3 separate regions of the Homo sapiens genome follow, and all the other regions are linked to region 1. The links are chromatin loops, found by intact Hi-C in ENCODE. Cell type or tissue: endothelial cell of umbilical vein. All regions are shown on one strand. Each heading gives the region's core, and the rest is flanking DNA. Links, peaks and the distances in the headings are about the cores only.

What was found. A loop is a pair of places that touch in the nucleus more often than their neighbours do. Peaks named below come from ENCODE experiments on the same cell type or tissue, not always from the same donor. Only the 100,000 strongest peaks of a DNase experiment are listed, where the experiment ranks them.
Region 2: it touches region 1 in a loop (4-fold over the local background); 3 of 110 quality-filtered maps call a loop at or near these places.
Region 3: it touches region 1 in a loop (6-fold over the local background); 2 of 110 quality-filtered maps call a loop at or near these places.

What each region holds. Positions count from the first base shown.
Region 1 is chr6:134,421,866-134,429,578 of GRCh38, reverse strand. It overlaps CT69 (cancer/testis associated transcript 69), which reads left to right. Exons shown (of 5, transcript NR_125852.1): 5 at 364-549. Among named protein-coding and RNA genes, the nearest start is that of LINC01010, 12 kb to the left of the region's middle. In endothelial cell of umbilical vein, for the core only: no CTCF peak of the experiment used is centred there; a DNase peak (open chromatin) is centred at 3,878; H3K27ac peaks cover 2,495 bases.
Region 2 is chr6:134,513,087-134,520,799 of GRCh38, reverse strand. No RefSeq gene overlaps it. Among named protein-coding and RNA genes, the nearest start is that of LINC03002, 23 kb to the left of the region's middle. In endothelial cell of umbilical vein, for the core only: no CTCF peak of the experiment used is centred there; a DNase peak (open chromatin) is centred at 3,299; H3K27ac peaks cover 1,866 bases.
Region 3 is chr6:134,715,478-134,723,190 of GRCh38, reverse strand. All of the region lies in intron 3 of LOC101928277 (a long non-coding RNA gene), which reads left to right. Among named protein-coding and RNA genes, the nearest start is that of LINC03002, 180 kb to the right of the region's middle. In endothelial cell of umbilical vein, for the core only: no CTCF peak of the experiment used is centred there; a DNase peak (open chromatin) is centred at 2,740; H3K27ac peaks cover 1,814 bases.

The DNA of each region.
Region 1 (7,713 bases), core at 2,897-5,396:
TTGTATCTACATAGGTCTAGACATAATATGTGAAGTATGATACCAATTTTAGTATCAGCAATAGGTGAATATTAAAATTAAAATTGCAAATAGTTGTGTTTTGTAAATATCATAAAGGCTTTTTAAAAACTCAACAAAAATTTTAGCTAGTTGAAATAATTTTGATTTAAATTCTTATTAGATATTTATTATAATTTGTATTTTACTTTTAATTTTAATTATTTTAAATATTTCAGATGAAAAATATATTTTAGGAGCACATATAATTTTATTTTCCTTACTGCGATTTTGTATTTTTTGACAAAAATACATTACATTTTGTACACATTGATTATAATTACACTTTCTGTTTTATTCCTATAGAAAAAGAAAAAAAATGGCATTATGATACAAACAGAAAATGTAACAGTGGAGTGCAGAAAATACAAAAAAAAGGAAAAAATAAATAGAAAATCTTCAAAGAGGCAATCTGTTTAAATCTTCAAGAACTGGAAACAGTAAAAGTGAACAGGTTTTTATTGAGCATGTCAATAAAATGTTTGCATAAGACTTTACAAGTGCTTTATTTCATGAGGTTTTTATTATTGATCAAAGCAACGAAAATGAACGGGAAATTCATTCTCATCAAATCTACAACTTGGGAGGAGGTCCGATGAAATCCCTGGAAGCTCACATTTTTTATAAATGAAGAGTTAATTACCGGTGGGAACAATGAGAACCTCTGTGGTTCTTCCTGATGCTTGGATCCTCCCAGACCTCTGTTTCCAGTCTCCTTCTCCACAACCTGGCCTATGCGATGCAAGTGGTCTAACTGATCTCCGCCTAGGGAAGGATCCTTCGGCAACTTGCCGACAAGAGAAGCAGCGATGCCCGAGGCAGGTCCAAAGGAGCACTGACTGCGTGGGATTGATTACACTGGAGGAACAAAAGGTCCTGTGGCTACACAAGTTTGAAAAGCAGAAGGTACAATCATTGTATTTCTGGCAGACTTTTCAAAGACTTTAATATATGAATCCCTCATATGAATCTCCTGGAGGATTATATAATAGGCAGATCTCCCAGCCATTTTCACTGAACAGTTCTTAGAATTGGTATCCTTGAAAAATTTCACCTAACCACTCAATATGGTAGCCACTAGTCCTGGGTGGCTATTGAGCACCTGAAATTTGCCTAGTCTGAATTAAGACACATTCTAAGAATAAAGCACACTGTATTTCAAAGGCAGTACAAAAATAAAAAAGAATGTAAGCTGTCTCAATAATAATTTTTGTATTGAATACGTGTTGAAATGATGTTATTTTTGATATATTGAGTGAAATAAATTGTATTGCTAAAATGAATTTTACTTGTTTTGTTTTACTTGTGCAATGAGGTTACTAGATAATATAAAATTCTGTCTGTGGTTTGCATTATTTTTCTAGGATGATAATGAGCTAGAGGACAGCATGTATGTAAGACCTTCAGGATTTAGAGTCTGGCTATCTCTCCAGCTCTCTGTCTAAATACTGTCTTGCTTTGGGTTCCCATCTCTCCAGATCGCTTAAAGAAACCCCTCCCTGTCCCTGCCAACAACCACCACAGCAGACAGCCTGACATCTCTATCTCTTGCTCATTTCAACTTATGGGATGACATCTGGCCAACACTTATTCAGCCTTCAGGTATTAAGCAACAATCACCCACACAGGAAGCCTATCTGGAAATCCAGGCACACCTATCCCCTGGCCTGATTAGGTGGCCTTTCTCCATGCATCTATCATTTCCTGTGTACACCTCTATCCTAAACTCACTATATGGTTTTATAAGCATCTGCTTATGTATCTCTCTTCTAATACATTGTGAGCATCTTGAGGGCAGAGATAGGTCTTACCTTTTTTTTTCTTCAACAGAGTCTTGCTCTGTCGCTCAGGCTGGAGTGCAGTGGTGCGATTCCAGCTCACTGCAACCTCCACTTCCCAGGTTCAAGTAATTCTTGGGCCTCAACCTCCCAAGTAGCTGGGATTACAGGCGTGCACCACCATGCCCAACTAATTTTTGTATTTTCAGTAGAAATGGGGTTTCACCATGTTGGCCAGGCTGGTCTCGAACTCCTGGCCTCAAGTCATCCACCTGCCTTGGCCTCCCAAAGTGCAGGGATTACGGGCGTGAACCACTGCCCACACAAGTTCTTACTTATTTTTATATCTCTAGCACTAATCACAGTGCCTGGTGTATTAGGCCCTCAATACATATTTAGTAAATGATTTAAGAATGAAGTAGACACGGTTCCCACCTTAAAAGAGCAAAGCTAGAAGAGGAGGCAGATATGTAAATAGATAGTTAAAATGTGTTGCTTTAAATAGTGTTAAAAAATGGTGTTATTTTGAGTTGTATGAAAACTCTGAGCAGAGAATCTAACAGGGCTGGCTCTGTGGGCATACGACCCATGCTGTGGCACAGACCCTGCACTTACAAGAGCCTAGTGCTTAGTTTAATACTCTGTGGTCACTATCTTGATATTCTTAATAATTTTTCAACACGCAGTTGCACATTTTCATTTTGCTCCAGGCCTTTCAAATTCTGTAGCTGATCCTGCACTAACCCATGTGGGACTAGGATGGGGTTGGAAAGTTGAGGAAGAGTGTCTGAAAGAACTAAATGAAGCTGGGCTGGGAAACGGGATGGGGAAACCCATCAAAGCAAAAGGAACTGTCTGCACAAAGGCTCAGAAGTTCAAGAGTACATGGCTGGCAGCACACCCAGGCTGCAGGACAGCAGACCGGAAGGAGCAGCAGTAGAGTGAATGCGCTGCTCCAGAGTGGACTTTACACTGAAGACCATGAAGAAGCTTTGTGTGGATTCAGGTGGAAGAGTCGTATGTTTAGATTTGCATTTTAGAAAACTTACTCTAGGGAGAGGGTTAGAATATTTTGGTGGTGTTGGTAAGGGAAAAGAGGTGTACAGATTAAAGAGCTGAAGCAGGATTACCAGGGAAGAGGCTACTGAGTAGACTAGATGAGGTGAAGCCAGCATGAGCTGAGAATGTGTTGTGGGACAGAAGAGAGACCTAGGCTGGGTGTGGTGGCTCATGCCTGTAATCTCAGTACTTTGGGTGGATGGCTTGAACTCAGGAGTTTGAGACCAGCTTGGGTAACATGGTGAGACCCTGTCTCTAATATATATATATGTATATACCAAAAAAAAAAAATAAATAAATAAAACGCCTGGCTGGGTGCAGTGGCACACACCTGTAATCCCATCTACTCAGGAGACTGAGGTGGGAGGATCAGCTAAGCCCAGGAGGTTGAGGCTGCAGTGAGCTCTGATTGCACCACTGCACTCTAGAGCTTGAGCAACAGAGTAAGAACTTCAAAAAGAAGAAAGAAAGAAGGAAAGAAAGAAAGAAAGAAAGAGAGAGAGAAAGAAAGAAAGAGAGAAAGAAAGAAAGAAAGAAAGAGGGAGAGGGAGGAAGGAAGGAAGGAAGGAAGGAAGGAAGGAAGGAAGGAAGGAAGGAAAGGAGACCTGAAAGAAGCAGAATCAATGGGATTTGACAGTCCATAGAATGTGGGAGCTAAGGTAGGAAGGCAGGTCAAGGATGCCTCCCAGATTCCAGTGAGTCAATGTTTTGTGTTTCTTCTCTATGTATAGATTGTTTTGTTTGTGTGCTTTCTCACCAATGAAGCGTGAACAAACTCCACACATCTACATGATTACTTTTTATTTCTGAGCTATTATGTCATCCAAACGTGGTCTTTGTGTTGTCTCTAGAAGTTGAATGTTTCTATTAATGGCAATGTGGCCGTGGTCTTTTAGAAAACAGGCTGGTTCTTGCTTTTTTGGCAGAGTTATTGGAAGGGCAATCGCAGCCCTCATCCTCTTGATGTAGGGTGAATGCCCAGTGGGTGCCCTCTGCTTCTCAGTTAACATCTCACAACAACATCCTGTCACTGAGATTGTTTTTTCCATATTTGGAGACAAGAAAACAATGACTCAGGTTAAGTAAAAGTTAATAGCAGAGTGCGGTGGCTCATGCCTGTAATCCAAGTACTTTGGGAGACCGAGGCAGGAGGATCGCCTGAAGCTTAGAGTTTGAGAGTAACCTGGGCAACATAGTGAAATCCTCATCTCTATAAGAAAAATTTTTTTAAAATTAGCCAGGTGTGGTGTCACATGCCTGTAGACCCAGCTACTGGGGAGGCTGAGGCAAGAGGATCGCTTGAGTTTAGGAATTTCAGCCTATAGTGAGCTATGCTCACTCCACTGCACTCCAGCCTAGGTGATAGAGTGAGGCCTTGGCTCTAAAAAAAAGAATAAACAAAGAATAAAAAGAGATAATAAGTAGAAAAGAAAAGATTCAAAGCCCTTTTTTCTGCTGTCATGTTCTACACTCTTTCTATCAAATAACACTTGCCTCAAGGGACTAACCAAAGAAAAATTGAACATACAGATGATCTTCACCTCAATATTCCTAAGCTTTCTTCCTTTGCCCATCATTTTTATGGTGGAGATGGCTGAAAAAGAATATAAACTGTAAATAATATGAGTAAGAGGGGAGAGAATCACAAGAGTAGAAGAGTTATAATATTCATTAAATGACTACAGAGGCAGGGAAAACCCGAGTGTGATGACATTAACATGGTCATGAAAAAGTCATAGAGAATCACAGTTACACAACACTATAGGTGAATGCACCTGCTTGATCTCTCTTGTCATATCACCTCCCCCATTCTCTTTTCTTCATAGCATTTATACTGTTTTATAGCATCCTCTGAGATTATCCTAATTATCCTGTGTTTATTAATATTTACTAATAATTATTTAGCTCCTGCATTCGAATTTTCAATTCCTTTGGGCAAGGATCATGGTGTTTTGTTCAATGCTGCATCCCCAGAGCCTAGAAAAACATTGGTGCATAGTAATTACTCAATAAATATTTGTTGAATGAATGAATGTCATCAAAAAGCAGCCAGAGGAAAATGACTTTTAAGCAACATGGTATAAACAAAAAAACTAGCTGAACTTGTTTTACTTATCAACATTGGTTATGAAAGGTTGTATATAACCAATACTTACAGGGTAATTTCTTTTCCTACAACTGATACAACTGATATTTCCTAAAAATATAAAAGGAAGTCTCAAAAATCCCTGAAAGATATGCAAGTAATCTCAGGGGGAAAAAAGTTACAAAGATTACTTCATTATAAGGCACTAAAAAGGAAACTTATAAAAGCCACGCTGTATTTTCCTGTTAGGGCAGTGTTAAATAAATTACTCAGCAAATTCTCAAGTTGTGTAAGAATAGTGCTTTGGCCCAAAATTTAGGAGCCAGTAAGTCAAACTGGAAATAAGACCATTTTTTTTTTAATGGACAATGAGCACTCACTCTCTGAAATTCTCATCTTTTATCTTACTGTAGTTTTTTTAAATACTTATGTCATTTTTACCAAATAGTAGAATTATTTTTATACATTGGAAACTGAAAAGCTGATCTTGTGCCTTTCTTATATAAATAACCTTTTTGAATAAAAAGATAAACATGAATGAATAAAGAAGTAGACTCCAAGTTTTAAACAGTCTACTTACAAAGAGTGTTTTAAAGCATCACCATTTTGTAAGTTGGGAACTGTCTGTATTTTTTATTTTATTTTATTTTATTTTATTTTATTTTATTTTATTTTTTTTGAGACAGAGTCTTGCTCTGTCATCCAGGCCGGCGTGCAATAGAGTCATCTTGGCTCACTGCAACATCCAACCCCTGGGTTCAAGTGATCCTTCTGCCTCAGCCTCCCAAGTAGCTGGGGTTACAGGTGTGTGCCACCACGCCTGGCTAATTTTTGTATTTTTAGTAGAGACAGAATTTCACCATGTTGGCTAGAATGTTCTTGAACTCCTAACCTCAAGTGATCCACCCGCCTCGGCCTCCCAAAGTGCTGGGATTACAGGCGTGAGCCACCGCTCCTGGCTAGTATTTATACGTAGTAAACAATATCTTATAGGCCTTTCATCACAGACCAACTTTTCTTAAACTCATCAGTATTTAAAACGTCTGCTTCTTAGGAATTCCTTCTTGTATGAAACTATGTCTTCTAAACATTCTTTTGGCAATTCTTTAAACAAATAATAACTGATACCTACGACAATTGCCAAATTCTTCTTGTTTCTAAATTCTCCTTTGCAGTTTAATAAAAACAGTCATATTCTCTCCTGCAAAGTTCCTGTATCTCTTCTCCCTTTCCTTTTGGGGATCATAAACCATAAGTAGCCATCTTTCATAGCTTTTACTTACACATTTTCCCTACACTTTCACTTGTGTTTTACAGTCAGAAAAGAAGAGCAACGGTTAACGCAGACACAAGAGTGTGCAAGCCAGCCCCAGTCCTTCCTCACCTCCCACCCAACAGCATCAGCCTTGCCCTGTCTTCCCCAGACATGGCCACAAATCTATCTAATCACTTATTCTCAGTTTCCTCTTCCTGAACCCTCCCAACACCAAAAGTGGCAGCTCTGACAGAAAAATACCAAACCCACTTCCATCTGAGTTCCCTAGGTTTGGTGTAGTCAAAACAACTGCTTCGCCAGTTGACTCATCTCACAGGTCACTCACCAACTCATGGTCGTCATCATTATCTATAGACCATGGAACATTCTATCCATCTGGTTAGAAAAGTGACTAATAGTGTTGGGATTTTTTTCGCCACAAAAACAAGCATTCCGTCTCTTTCATTTTGGTGTGGAATGTGAGGCCTCCATTGCTGAGTACTTTCACCACTGTGATTGAGGAAATTTTCATTTGGTAAGAAATTGAGCTCATGATGAAGACGTGTTTACTAATAGCTGTCTGTACTTCTGTTTTATTTTTACCGTACTTGGGAATTGTATTGCCTCTAGGTTTATCTATCTTGAATTCTAAGCATAACTGGGAAATGAGTTAAAAATTCCATATAAAGATTTGGCTTTTCTTTGACCAATAATGCAGTGGAATGCAGAAGTGGGAGGTACAGGTAGAAAGAGAGAGAGGAAATGCATTTTCCCTGGTGCAGAGTAACCTTCTGGTTCTGTTAAAGTTAAAAAAAAATTACTAGCTATTCTGTGTTAAAAGTAGCCTTAAATTTTTTAAATTACTATGATATTGAGGCTGAGCACAGTGGCTCATGCCTGTAATCCCAGCACTTTGGGAGGCCAAGGCAGGCGGATCACCTGAGGTCAGGAGTTCGATACCAGCCTGGCCAACGTGGTGAAACCCCATCTCTACTAAAAATACAAAAATTAGCCAAGTATGGTGGCAGGTGCCTGTAATCCCAGCTAGTTGGGAGGCCGAGGCGGAAGAATCTCTTGAACCTGGGAGGCGGAGTTTGCAGTGAGCCGAGATCGCACCACTGTACTCCAGCCTGGGGGACTGAGCAAGACTCTGTCTCAAAAATAAATAAATAAATAAATAAATAAATACATAAATAAATAAATAAAATAAATCACTGTGATATTGGACAAACATTATCATAAAAATTTATTTTTTAATAAAGAACAAAACCACATTATCATATAAGTCTGGCAAATCTGCTTTGATTTTTTCTAGATTGAGTTATTGGATCTCTGTTAAACTGTTATTAGATAGAACAAATATATGCATTATACTATTATCTTCTTTTCCCCTGGGCCCTTCTATTTAATTAGGACAAGGTAACTTGAAAACATGTAAAGTACTGTCATCAAAAACATATATCTACTGAATGCCTCCC
Region 2 (7,713 bases), core at 1,748-4,247, 92 kb before region 1:
ATCATTCTATTCCAGTTCTCTAGTTGGGCTTGAAATAATATTGTAATAAATTCATTAAAAGTACTAGTAGGAGGAAAATTTTTTACCATGATTTTGTGGTACAGTGGCTCCTGGCCACTGTAAATTTGCAAGTTTAAGCAAGGATCATTCAATAATTTTAAAATACTTTCCTCCCCCAGCTTTTTTTTGCAGCAGTAAGAGCATACCTCTGAGGCACTGTGAAGAATCTGATAGTCGAACTGAATGAAGCCAAGTCCAGTCTTTACGGAAAAATTTACACAACACTTCCAGGTGGGCAGATTCAAAGACAGGATGAATCATGGTTCAGTGCAGTGGTTCCTGGCTGTAATCCTAGCACTTTGGGAGGCCGAGGCAGGGGGACTGCTTAAGACCAGGAATTCAAGACAAATCTGGGGAACATAGTGAGACCCCGTCTCTACAAAAAATTTTAAAAAATTAGCCAGGTGTGGTGGCCCGTTCCTGTGGTCCCAGCTACTCAAGAGGCTGAGGCGGGAGGGTCACTTGAGCCCAGGAGTTTGAGGTTACAGCAAGCTATGATCGCACATCACTGCACACTAGCCTGGGTGACAGAGCGAGACCCTGTGACCCCCTTCCTCCCTGAAAAAAAAAAAAAAAATAGGATGAATCAGTGTCAAAATTATGAAGAAAAATATTCTGGGTTCTTAATTCTCAAGGTCTGCATGACCAAAATGGTAAGAGCTCAGAGGGTACAAATTCAAAATGTATTCATTGCTAGAATTGATCTTTAGTGACTGCATTTGAAAAATCTGAAACCACTTGAAAAACAATTGTATATGTGCATATACGTACATGCGTGCGTATGTGTGTGTGTGACCTGAAAAATTTCATTATGAGGTCCTTTATATGGCTACTGTAGCAAGTCCTTCAGTTTATACCAAATGTCTCCTCATAAATCAGTAAACCTCTTCATTTGTTCCTTGATAATGTAAGAGCAATTTCTTTAGAAGGCATATACTGTCCTATAACTGCAGCTTTCTCTTTGTCTCATCTGTACACAATACATAGAATTAAGCACAAAGAAGCAAATGGATGTACCAAAAACAAAGAGCAAACTTTGCAGGGAGTTACGTGCAGGGTCTGAGAGCATTTCCTGTCTCATAGATAGGAAGCATTTGCATCACGGCTTGTCATCTGCGCTGTCGGGCCCAGTGTCTCCTAACTTCCTGAAATAAAACCAGACTAAGCAAAACAATAAAAGTGACAATTTCTCTGTGTTTTGGAATTCCAAACTCCTATTACTGGAACATTAAATCTTTCAACCCTACTGGCTAATGTGCCTTCCAAAATTAACAGTGTTTTTGTAATGGTTTGTTTTTAAAATATAATGCTGCAATATACATTCCATATATTATAACAACTTCTTATTATTATTATTTTGAGATGGAGTTTCACTCTTGTTGCCCAGGTTGGAGTGCAATGGCGTGATCTTGGCTCACTGCAACCTCCACCTCCCAGGTTCAAGTAATTCTCCTGCCTCAGCCTCCTGAGTAACTGAGATCACAGGTGCCCACCACAATGCCCGGCTAATTTTCTATGTTTTTATTAGAGACAGGGTTTCACCATGTTGGCCAGGCTTGTCTCGAACTCCTGACCTGAGGTGATCCGCCCACCTTGACCTCCCAAAGTGCTGGGATTACAGGCATGAGCCACCGCACCCAGCCTATAACACTTATTTTAAACATTATTCCCAAATTCTGCTAATCTTTGTGTCAAGAGAAAAATACTGGCTTATTAAAATTTACTTTTCCTTTTACTCTTCTAAATGGCTTGAACAAAACTCATTCTCCCTTGAATGTTAATTGGGTTTCAGGTGTGGGCAGATGACAGAGAAATACATAATATAAAAACAATCCTTAGTTTTGTCTGTAAATTTATCTTTCTTGCCCTTCAAGTGTACTTGATGGTCCAGTGGTTTCCAACTGTGATACAAAATTTTCATTTGCCTTTATAAGAAATCATCTCGTATAAAGAAGTGGTCATATTTTATCAGCATCATCACCAACAAACACATCACCATCACCACTTTTTAATTTGTAGAAAATCCGGTCTTATCTGCCAAGTTGGCAAGATATCAAAAGAGCGTGTTTTAAGGTGGTTCAGTTCTGGATGAGTTTGGGAAGTTCATGGTCGAGTCTGGGGAGAACTTCTATGTCATAAACCTCCACATCACATAGGTTAACAGAGTAATAGAATTGTGTAGGTACAGAGACCTGATGAAACCTACTGACACCTCTGCTTTTCAAACCAAGAGAGTGCCCCTTCTAGGGTGCCCTTGGGAATGTGCAGCCATGAATTAGGTGTGCCTGGAGTAAAGGAACACACAAGACTGCGAGATGGGATGAGGTGAGTGTGAGTGAGTGCATGGAGAGAGGTTTAGGTAGGACATAATATCTATGTTTTAAATATCAAAACAAACTCAGATGATGGAAACGAATATAAATTTTTCATAAAATTTTAGGGAACAACTAACTTATTTTCTGTTTAGAGCAAGCATTCAGACCTGTAGAGAGTACAAATTCATTCAGCCCAGAAGAAACGCTTAAGGAGAGTGATCTGATCCCATGCTTTCATTATGCTGCAAGGAAATAGAAGTGATTTACCAGCCCACTAGAATCCTGGTTTTCTGACTGCCAGGCCTCAGCTCCAATTCATAGCTCTTTAAGAAAAGAGGAAATGCAGAATTAACTTCTATTAAATTTCATCCATGGGCCAGACAGGATGACGACTGCCAGGCATTGTCATCGTCACAAGCGGTGGTTACGAGCTCAGGCTCCCAGGCACACTTCTTCAGTGGGAAATTGGTTCCACCTCTTACCTGTGTGACTTTAGGCAGGTCATTTTTAAGTCAACTGATTCCTAGTTTCTTCACTATAAAATGAGGATCATAAATGAAACTTCTTTACTGACAAGAATTAGATGAGACAATCTTTGCAAAATACTTAATGGTGCTTGGCGTGCAAATGTTAGTTCAGTGAAGACTGAATAGAAAAAAAGAGAAAAAAAATCCTTTGTCTGTGGGAGGGGTGAGGAAGAGGCAGTGGGGGTCGATTTTATGGCTGTTTTACAGATGAGAAAAATTGGGATTGAGTAAAATTCACTCATTTGCCAGCAAGTTGCAAAACCAGTATGTGAAGTTGTGTCTGTTTGAACCCCCACTTCAGATTGTGTCTGCGACACCGCAACGCCTTCCTGTTAAGAGAGCCGAGAGCTGGAAACTATGCTGAGGCCATCCCCTTTGGGAGCTGGCTGCCGCACTCACTGCACTCATGCTGAGTTCTGAAAGCCCTCTGGCAGCTCCCCAGCAATTCCAGCAATCTGCAAAGTTCTGAACTGGGTGCTGCCCAGGTGGCAGAAGTCAGTGAGCATATCCAGGTGACAGTGCAAATATGATTGTAGGTAGGAGTCCGGAATGTGACCTTGACTTCTTTTAGCCATTTCCCAGTCCGTTCTCAAGGGCAGATGCTGCGTCCTCTCTCAATGCAGGGCTGACTCACTCCATGCCCAACACTGTAAGAGCTTGCTCTCTGTCTCAGCTCTGCCAATAACGTGACCTTAGGCAGCTCACTTTACTTCTTCAAGGCAGGCTTAGGATAGATCCTCAAGCCACACCCCTGGCCAACAACTCGGATTCTACAGAGTGAGACACTGAAATATTTATATTTCTTTATGGTAACCTTTTCATTGAAGTAAACCTTACATCAGGAAAAAATGTGCAAGCCCTGTAAATATACAGATTAATTTTCACAAAGTGAACACAGTCTCACATTAAATAATAAAGCAATCCAGCCCAGAAGACACCCTCTGGGCCCCCTACTAGGCACCACTCTACCAAGATAACCACTCTATTTTGACTTTTAACATCATAGCTTACGTTTGCCAATTCTGAAATTTTAGATAAATGGAATCACACAGCATGTATTCTTTTGTACGTGGCTTCTCTCACTCAGTAGTGTGCTTGTGAAATTCATCCATGTTATTGCAGGTAGTTCTAGTTTGTTTTCATTGCTATATAGTAAGGGATCAATCTCCGGTTTTATAAATAAAGTTTTATTGAAACACTGCCAGGCTAATTTGTCTCAGTATTATCTACAGCTGCTTTCACACTACAGTGGTAGAGTTTAGCTGCCACAGAGATTACATGGCTGGCAAAGTTAGAAATATTTACTATCTGGCCCTTTACAGAACAAAGTTTGCTGAACCCCACTGTATGGTATCCAATCATATGAGCCCACTCTTTCTTTCTTTTTTCTATTCTTTATTCATTGATGGACATTCGGGTTTTTTACAGTTTTGAGTTATTACAAATAGTGCTGCTGTGAACATTCTCGTAGTGTCTTTTGGTGACATTTCTGTTGGATTTATGGAATGTGTATTTTTTAAAATCTTGGACTGATGCTTATGCCAGGTTTGGGAACTCCTGCTTTACAGACGTAATCTAACCCAAAATGTTTAAATTGTCTTGCTCCAAGTCATGCAGAAAATAATTGGCAGACCTGGGATTGATAACCAAGCCCTGTTCTTGGAACAATTCTATGTTTCCACTGCTCTTCCCATAGTTATTATCTTTAGAAGAACATTGTTAGAAAGCTCTTTACTTATCCAAGTTCTTTCACAAATATGACTCTTTTCTACGGTATTTGGCTGTACATTTTCAAGAACAGAAAACTCACTGCCTTATGATAATTTTAGAGAGAAGAGATTATGTAATCACTTAACCCAGTCTTCTCACATTATAAATTAGTAAATTGATGTTTGGAGATACTAATAATTCACTCAAAATAGGCATTTTGAGCCTTGACTTTTATCCTGTACTACAAAATGATTTTGAACCTGCATTTTTTGTCTTTGCAATTTGTACTACTTCAGTCAATTAACTTAATTAACTAGTATCTATTTAACTATTTAAACATTATGAAAGTGCCTGAAGTAAAACCAATAGTCTCTCTTTCACCTTCCAACTGTATAGCCTCTTTCTCCTAGGCGACTACTGTTAACAATGTTTTTCAATCATCCATATATAAACATATGAAAATGCATTTAACTGCTATGAGTCCAAACTTTGATAAGGAAAAAATAAAATTTAATTCTTCTTTAACTCAAATTAATATCTAGTTGGAGGCTCCATGTCATTAGTTAAGTGAAGACTCAATCTTAGTTAATTTGGAATACCCTCCCTTTCCCTGTAGCTGTACCTCATTTCAGAGGGGTTAACGTAATGCCAAGAATTTGGTGTGTGTTGGGGGCTGGGGGTTCAGCATGGGAAGCATGTAGACCTTGGTAGCCATAGTGATATTGAGACATGTTCCCTCCTATCTGGGCCTTGGCCACTGGTCCCCACAAATGTCATGGCCCATGCTGCCAGATGCTGTGAGGTCTGGTGGTTTATGTGCCATGCTTGGGCCATGGCAATCTCTGCCAGGCTCACCATATGGCCTGGCTCACCACAGCCATTCCTCTGTGGCAGCTTCCCTGGCCTCCACCTGGAAATGGAGGTCCAGCTCTCTGGTTTTATTTATTTTTATTTTTATTTTTTTGAGACAGTCTCTTTCTGTCACCTAGATTGTTTGTCATCCTCTATTCTTGATATTACAACACAAATGCAGTGGCACAATCTCAGCTCACTGAAAGTTCTGCCTCCAAGGTTCAAGTGATTTTCATGCCTCAGCCTCCCAGGTAGCTGGGACCACAGGCGTGCACCACCATGCCTGGCTAGTCTGTGCATTTTTAGTAGAGAAGGGGCTTCATCATGTTGGCAGGCTGGTCTCAAACTTCTGACTTCAGGTGATCCGCCTGCCTCAGCCTCCCAAAGTGCTGGGATTGCAGGCATGATCCACCGCATCCAGCGAACATATTTTTTCTTAACACCCCCTCACTCCTACTCACACACACAGGTTTTGGGTTACTATAAATAACACCATAAATGTCTTCTCAAACATCTTTTCTTATGTTTATTGCACCTTTACATTTCCTCTGCTGCGAATTGCCTCTTCCCGTTTGTCGTTTTCTAATTAATGTGTAAGAGCTCTTTGTGTATTAGAAATATTAAGCCATTGTCCTATATGTGTTGTAAATATTTTCTCTTAGAAGCTCATTTGTTCTCTGCTTTATACTACACAGAAATTATACATTTTTATTGAACTGACTCTGCCTTTATTTCCTTTATAAGCTACACAGTACTCTATACTATGAATAGTTTCTTTAAAATGTATTCAGTTATTTACCTAACTAAGCTCCCTATCTTGCTATAGAAAGCTTTTCTCATTCCACAGCTATAAAATGTTTTCTAAATTTTTTAAAAATATATTCTATAGTTTTCCTTATTTCATATTTGGCTCCTTAATATTCAGGAATTTATTTTGGGCTATGTTACAAGATGGGAGTTGAAGGCTATTTTCTTGCATATACATAGTCAATTATCCAACCCCATTATTATATGTATTTTGTATTATATGCAAAATGAATATTATACACCTTTTCCCAAATGATTTCTGCTCTCAGATATAGTCAGACCTACTTCTGGATTCTATTGTTTTCCATTGATCTATCTGTTTTTCTATCAGTACCATTCTGCTTTGATTGCAGTAGCTTTATAGTAAGTTTTGATATCTGTTAAGGGAATTACACCTCCTTTTCCATTTCTGAAACAGGACTATAAAGCTCACGAGACACCTTTCTTCTCTAGATATTTCTAATTTTCCACTAGGCCAGGGTGCTGCCTTCTTATAAGCTGATTTTCTTATGAATTAAGAAGCATTACAATTTTTTAAGTAAATGAAGCTTTTCATGTCTGAGAAGTTATACAAGCTGACATCCTTCAAATTTTGTCAAATAATATTATTAATGAGTTGGCCATAATTTTGGATTCGAATTAGCATTTTCTTCAACTTTAGTCATTGTCTGAACAATAGGAAAATCAGAAAATTAAGGGAGAAAGCACAGTAAATTTTATGATTAATGAAGATCACTATTTTGCTTGAATAGAAATAATTTGGTTTAACAATAATTTAATGCAATTTTGTAATCTTAATGCTCAAGTAGCTGGTCTTCTAGTGCTGTGTTTTTCTTTGGTGGGGGTCCCCTGTCCCCCATCTTTATTTCTAATTTGCATCTAGCTTTAATTTTTAAGGGTTATAAAGGTTTAGACAGCATCGTATTTTTTTATTCCAAGCTTCATTATGGATGTGAAAAGAGCTGAAGTTTATTATTTGTTTAATGCCAAGATACTAACTAATTTTCCACTAAACTCCATGGACAATTTGGTTCTTATGCTTTTTGACTAATTTATCTTTGTTTGTAAATGCAGCTATGTAGAAAGACTTCTCTGGATAAAATATTAATCAATCTAAATAGAACCATTCGGCATATAGTATATTACTCAATTTATAATCTGGAATTAGCACCACAATGATTCATGCACTGTAATATCCACTACTGTACTCCCTCCTACACACTGAAAAGCTTTATATTTTGGGAAGAATTTGCCTTAATAACCACCACAGTGGGATTTTGCCCTCATTTCCTGTGTATTTATTCTGGGTGGTGTTTGCAAGATGATGAGGATCTATTTTGGTGGGGTTCTTTTCCTCGAGGAGGAAGTAAGAGCACTGCGCCTGTCTCCAGCTCCATGACTGCTAGACAGATCAGACTGGGGCTCTGCCAGCCAGGCTCCAG
Region 3 (7,713 bases), core at 1,748-4,247, 290 kb before region 1:
TGGTGCTGGAATGTATTCAAAGGCATAAGATGATTTAGAGATCACAAAGTCTGGATCAAACCCAGATGCTATGACCCTGTGTCTCATGACCCAGCATTTCTCCAGCTAAAGAATTTCAAAATGTGAAGGAGAATAGCTCCTGAATATAGATTTTTTTTTTAAAGGTAAGGCACTGTTCTATTTATTTAGTGCACTTTGCTGAAACTGTTTTCTATCAGTATTAGAAAAGCATACAGTATAACTCGAAGATTTTTTAAAATAACAAAAAGTTCAGCTTGTTGTATGGCTGTGTGCTAATTCCTGATGTAGTGGGACTCTTTTTTCTCCACAGGAACTGTATTCTGTGAAGCAAATCTTTCCATAATCTCTAATACTGCCCCACAAGTCCTGAGTGAATTACATACTTTCATTATAGCCCTCCCTCCTCCACATTCTCCCGACCCTGGAAAAATAGCCTACTTTTCTATGAGGGAAAGAAAAAGAGGCCGTTAAAGAGGCCGTTACTTTGTGTCTGAAAAGAGTGAAGGAATTACTGAGCTACTTACAAGCTCTACACATGTGGAATCAATATAATTTTCCATCAGATGGTTCAAAAATGTATTCAAATTATGTGGTTTTGCAATGCTAAACTTTGGAATTTAGTTGTTAATAGGAAAGTTTTTAGGATAGTTTGCCTACCGAGTGCCATTATTGAATTTGAATAGCAAATTGTTTATAATCATACACAAACAATCTTTATTTAGGTTTTACCCATGTTTCCTGAAGGGCAGGGCAAGTTCTGAGTATATTATTCCTCTCTGTCTACTGGGAAGGTCAGGATTACAGACAATTAGAAGAAAGTCAGGGCATGAACAGATCTCTCTATGTATTCCATTAGTCTCCTGTTTTGATATTTATCCATGAATTTGAAGTCACATTTACTTAGCTACCATCTGATTTCCATGCAAGGTTTTTCGTAAAGAATATGACAGTGCTTAAAAATATGTGAATTTTTAAATAAGACTTTTGAAGCAATAATATAAAGGTAGATCAATGATTAATGTGGAATTAGATATCTACAAGAACTCCTGAGATGCAGCACCTCAAAATATAGTTGAACTGGGTTAAAATATGTAAATTCCTTAAAGTCAATGAAATGTAAAGTTACATTTCAGTTATGTGCCAAGCAAGGTCCATATAACTGGCCTAGTATAAACTTTTCACATGTGTTTATAATAATGAGGCTGACAGTGGAAGAGATGAACGTGGAATTACTATTAGAATAACAATTTACATTTCTGTAAAATGCCCTCATATAGGTAATCTCTTGATTTTCATTAGTTAGGTATTATTATTCCCATTTTATAGATTAGAAAACTTAGGCATATAGAGCATAAAAGATACAGTGCATGGAAGATAGCATCATCTAATGGAAACCGGGTGAGAGGACGGACTTTGGGATCAGACAGATTAAAAATCCCAGTCCCACCCCTCAATGCCTATATGATCTATGGAAATATTATTTGGCCTTCTTAAGCTTCATTTTCATTATCTGTGAAATTGGGATAATTCTGTTGACTTAACAGAGTTGCTGTGAGGGTCAAAGGCAATAAAGGTATGTAAAAAGCTTAGTTTAGATTTTTCTTGAAGATATGGGGCTCGATGCTGGGAGACTCCAAACACAGTGCTTCATGAATATTTGGTTGAGATCTCTGTTTTGCCATTTGCAATGTCAGGACATGCATTTTTGGGCCCTCTTGCCGAAGCCATAGAGAGCCCCTGTTAAGACAGGAGCAAAGTGACCTCTGCCCCAGATAAAAATTATTACCTTCCTGATGTATTATTACCCTCACCTGGATTAGGCCATCGTTATTCCCAAATAGTAACAATCTGCAAATGCATTTGTACAATAAGAATTGCATGGTCCTGGTACATCTATTTTACACACATTCCTTTTAGGGATTTTGTGGACACATATGTTCACCAGCTTTAAGAAATTGCTCTATCCACATAAAGAAGGATCACCCACAGCATGTGTTTACTGGTCTCCTCAATGTGTGAAGTTAGGGCTATTTGTTTGTAACATGCTCATATTAACTCTCTTTAATGTCTGCAAGTGAGGAAGATGACTGATGTTTGTTCACGCCTAAAATAGAGAAGTGGAGGAGTGGGAAGGAAAATTATTTGTGCAACATTACACAGAAAGTCCGTGATGAAGCAGGAATGAGAGCCTGAGTTGCTGACCTCTTAATTCCTTTCCTGTCTCCCACAGACAATGATGCTTCTGCAACTCCTGGGCAGGCAATTGCACCTTCATTCTTTTGTACACTTACAAGTGTATTTTCCAGGGAACCCACTGCAAGGGCCTCCACCCACTTACATACAACTTATATTTAGCTCTGATGACAGGGGTTTGCTTGACCTGACCAAAATCAAAGGAGAAGTGAGCCTACTGGGGCCTAGACAGGGCAGGAAGAAGCTCAAAGAACTGGCTCTATAAGAACTACAGAAAAATCTCTGACCTTGAGGTCCCACATCTCTGACCTTGAGGTCCTCAGAGAGAAGCAGCTATAACCCTGATGATGACAGAGATGAATTAAAATAAAAATGCTTCCAAATATCTGTTGCCAGGAAGCAGATGACATGCTAAATTACTCTGCAGATTGACTACTTAATTCAGCGATTTCCTGAGTCAGGAGTTGCCAGAAGAGCCATTTTGTCCTTTCTGGCAAAAAAGCCGCTGGGATTGCTGTCTCCAGTCCTCTTTCCTCTGCTTCCTGCTGTAGGAAGGCCTGTTTCCGCAGAGAGATGCCTGATTAGACAGCACTGTTTTAGTAGGCAGAGGACTAGGTAACAAGTTAGGTCTTTCATTTGACATTGATTGTGGGCAGTGTGGAAGTCATGCACATCATAAAAATACAAGTCCTTTTAGAAAATGTAAACTAGTGAATGAAAAGCAAATTAGACAAAGCAAATGTCTGAAAAGTAATATTGCAACATTTTCATCTATTTGATTTCAAATGTTTTGAAATGCCTGGTTTATTTTTGCACAAAGAGTCCTGCTTCAGTCCCAGTGCAGTTTTTTGGAACTGAATTTTGAGTGATGAGATTAGTATTTGCCAGGCGAATATGATGCAGCTAAGCAGTCTGATGTCAGTGAGTGGTGACTTTCAGAAGGCATAGCAGTTGGCTAGGGCCAACTCAGTTGACCCTGAGCCAGAATGGGCATTTTATAGAAACTGGTGGATAAGCTGTATCTCAGCTCCTAACTACTTTGCTGTACTGCGGAGTAGTGCCTCCACCTTATCTCTAAATTGCTGAATAAGATGCATATAATCCAGCAAGGCTAAACAAATAAAAAGCTCAGAACATCCAGGCAAAAGGAAACAAGAGTAGGAGGCAAAATGGAACCACAAATGAATGGGTTCACAAAACATGGAGTGAAGATTTATTTCTTCTGGTACTTGTTTAGCATCAATGTTGTGTGACCTTGGGTTAGTGTGTGTGTGCCCTGACCACTCAGGCTGTAAGCATCTCAAGAGCAAGGCTTCTGGCATTGGCTTCTTTCAAGTTCGTGTCTTGTTCAGAGCTTTACTTGTAGCCTGTGCCGCTTATATGTTTGCTAGTATTGACTGGTGATGGTTGAGTTTCTTCTCTTCCACAGGGTTCTACCTTGGAACTCCCAATATTGCAGCATCAATAAACGTATCAGCAATTATTTCCGGAGCTGTTGTTTTGGATTACAGAGCATCTCAGGTTATTTGCATTTAAGCAAATTTGGAGTGATTTTGTTGAATAATTTCTATTTTTAGATTTTTCACTCCAACAGCTGGGTGTTGGCTAGAAAGTCACATGTTACTAAAAGTGTTTGTGTAGAAGAAAAACGTCTATTGGCCACGAGGTGTTGTAGAAGAAATTCCTTCCCTGGAGGAGAGAATGGCTAGTTGACTAGATGTTCCTTTTAAACTACTCCATCATATTTTACCCTTGGCAATGAATTTGCAATGGAAGCTCTAAAACCTATTCTTATATTTGGGATTTCTTTAATTCCAAAGAAAAGAATATAAATAAATACTTCATAGGTGGCTTTAAAGTTTCTGCTCTGCCCGGGCGCAGTGGCTCACGCCTGTAATCTCAGCACTTTGGGAGGCTGAGATGGGCGGATCACCTGAGGTCAGGAGTTCGAGACCAACCCGGCCAACATGGCGAAACCCTGTCTCTACTAAAAATACAAAAATTAGCTGGGCGTGCTGATAGGCGCCTGTAATCCCAGCTACTCGGGAGGCTGAGGCAGGAGAATTGCTTGAATCCAGGAGGAGGAAGTTGCAGAGAGCAGAGATTGCGCCACTGCACTCCAGCCTGGGTGACAGAGCGAGATTCTGTCTCAAAAAAGAAACAAACAAATAAATAAATTAATTAATTAAATAAAGTTTCTGCTGTGGACTTTTTTAGGGGATATTTTTCAGTAGGAGGATTATACAGGACTGACAGGCCACTGGCTGTATCATCAACTGATTTGGGGATTTGTTGTCAACTCTGCAAAAGAAGGTTAAAAAAAAAAAGAGAAAAAAATTGAAACTTTCTCTTTGGCTTTTTTCCTGATAGCTCTGGTGAAAAGTTTAAGAGGGAAGAAGCCATAGATACTAACTAAAATAAAGTTCTGGTAATATTTTTATCCAGGCATGCTGTGCTACTTTGTTAACATAGTTAAGAGATAATCCATTTTAGTATAAATCAATAATGAATAATTAATTCCATTGTATATCCAAATAAAGGAGGAAACATTTCTAAATAAAATGGATAGTTCGGCTTGCAAATATGACATGGATATAAATTTTATGGTATCTTAACCTGTATTTTGAATTTCTTTCTTATTTGTATCTGATATTCTCCAGAGGACTAATTTAAACTGAAGAACAGGTCTCATCTGGAAGAATAAATGGAAAAGCACCTTCTGAAAAAAGAAAGTAATGTAGGAGGAGAGGAAGAACTTTCTACATATGAAATTGTATTTTAAAGCTATTTTATTTATTTATTTATTTATTTATTTATTTATTATTATTTTGAGACAGAGTCTCGCTCTGTCGCCCAGGCTGGAGTGCAGTAGCACAATCTCAGCTCACTGCAACCTCCACCTCCCAGGTTCAATCAATTCTCCTGCCTCAGCCTCCCTAGTAGCTGGGATTACAGGCACCCACCACCACGCCCAGCTAAGTTTTGTATTTTTTTTAGTAGAGACAGGGTTTCACCATGTTGGCCAGGCTGGTAACTCCTGACCCCAGGTGATCCACTCTCCTCAGCCTCCCAAAGTGCTGGGATTACAAATGTGAGTCACCTAAATCAGTGTGGTGCTGACAGGAGTATAGACTGCTCAGTGAATCAAGATGTCCCAGAAATAGATCATAGTATAAAAGATTATATAGTATATATCAAGGTGATACCACAAATCACATTGGAAAGAGAATATCCAGTAAATGATGTCAGAAAAATTGGTTATTTATTTGAATAAAAACCTCACTAGATTTCCATTTAATACCATATACCAAAATAAATCAAGATGGGTAAAATAGTTATACACTAAAAAGAAATCATGAAGCAACTGACAGAAAAGATAGGTTCTTATTTATTTGATCTTGTTATGAAATAAGATTTGTAAGAAAAGAAACCCCAAAGGGAAGGTTGTTACATTTGACAATGTAAATTTAAGAAAATTCAGAAACTTTAGAAACTTTATATGTTTATTAAAAAATATGAATTGGGCCCCGCGCAGTGGCTCACGCCTGTAATCTCAGCACTTTGGGAGGCCGAGTCGGGCGGATCACCTGAGCTCAGGAGTTCGAGACCAGCCTGCTCAACATGGTGAAACCCGGTCTCTACTAAACATACAAAAAATTAGCCGGGTGTGGTGGCAGGCTCCTGTAATCCCAGCTACTTGAAAGGCTGAGGCAGGAGAATCGCTTGAACCCGGAAAGTGGAACTTGCAGTGAGCTGAGATCGTGCCACTGCACTCCAGCCTGGGTGACAAAAGTAAAACTCTGTCTCAAAAAAAAAAAAAAAACAAAAGAAAAATATGTGATTTTTTTTTTTTTTTTTTTTGAGACATAGTCTTGCTCTGTCACCCAGGCTGGAGTGCAATGATGTGATCTCGGCTCACTGCAACCTCTGCCTCCTGGGTTCAAGTGATTCTCATGCCTCAGCCTCCCGAGTAGCTGGGACTATAGGCGCATGCCACCACGCCAGGCTAATTTTTGTATTTTTCAGTAGAGACGGGGTTTCACCATGTTGGCCAGGCTGGTCTCAAACTCCTGACCTCAGGTGATCCACCCGCCTCAGCCTCCCAAAGTGCTGGGATTACAGGCGTGAGCCATGATGAACTGTGAGTCAATTAAGCCTCTTTCATTTAGAAATTACCCAGTCTTGGGCAGTTCTTTATAGCAGCATGAAAACAGACTAATACACAGGTTTCCATGATTGTGAACCATGAACACTCATATATATATATCTCCTGGTGAACACATGCAGACTTTCTCTTGAGTATATGCTTATACTAAAGAGAAATTGAGTATATGCTTATGCTCAATGAAATTGCTGGATCAAAGGGTTATGTGAGTGTTCAACTTCAGGAGCTAATGCTAAAATAGTCTAAATAGTTTTACCAATTTTTACTCCTACCAGCAACTTTGTGAAATGCCTTGTGGATATACATCTTTTCCAACATGAGATATTATCAGACTCTTCAATTGTTGCCAACCAAATGGGTACACAATAGTACTTCATTGTTGCATTAATTTATAATTCCTGATCACTGAGATTGAACGTGAATTCATGTGTTTATTGCCCATATATGATTCTTCTTCTGTGAAATGATTGTTCATGTTTTTTGTCTATTTTTCTATTGGTTTCTTTATTGACTTATTGAACTTTTATATATATATATATTTTTTTTTTGAACAAATCCTAGTTGGTTGTGTATCTTTCAAATGGCTTCTTTCAGTTTATAATTTGTCCATTCTATTTAAGGTGTCTGTTGACAAATTTCTTAATTGTAACGCCTTAATTTTAATGAGGTCGAATTTGTGCAGCTTGTTTTTTTGCTTTTAAAAGTTAACATGTTGTGTGTTTCATATGTTATTTCCTGCTCCAAAGTCTAAAAATCATTGACTGATAGTTCCTCCTAAGAGTTCTAAACATTGATTTTTGACATTGAGAGAGAGAGAGAGAAATGTTTTCTTTCACTTTAATGCAAACCAAGTTTAACACTCGTCCTTCAAGATCCAGTGGAAGTGAGAGCAGTGTGTGTTGAATCAGACAGAATGCAGGAGAAAAAGCAGCAGGGCCTGACAATATAAAGTACCCAGTAAGGGTGGTAATGTTACCCTGCGGTACACAGATGACAGGGCTCTGATTAGGAATAGAAGAAAGAAGTACATCCCAATTCAGTAACTTACCAATTTTCCAACCAGATTTGATCATGTACTCCTAGAAACTCCCAAAATAGCCAGGTGATACGTAAAGGGCCTGAGTCTTTTTGCCAGTTGGGGAAAATACCACTGATTGGACTATATTATCAACAAAGACCATTGGGAAAAAACTGAATTACATTAATTACAGAGATATGTCTGTTTCTCCAAGTTCAATCGTTGAAGCCCAGTTTTCCAGTATAAGGGGTTTCAGAGGGGAATTTCTCCTACGTTTCCCACTCTTGCATATGCTCCCTGCTATGTATTGTTGTAA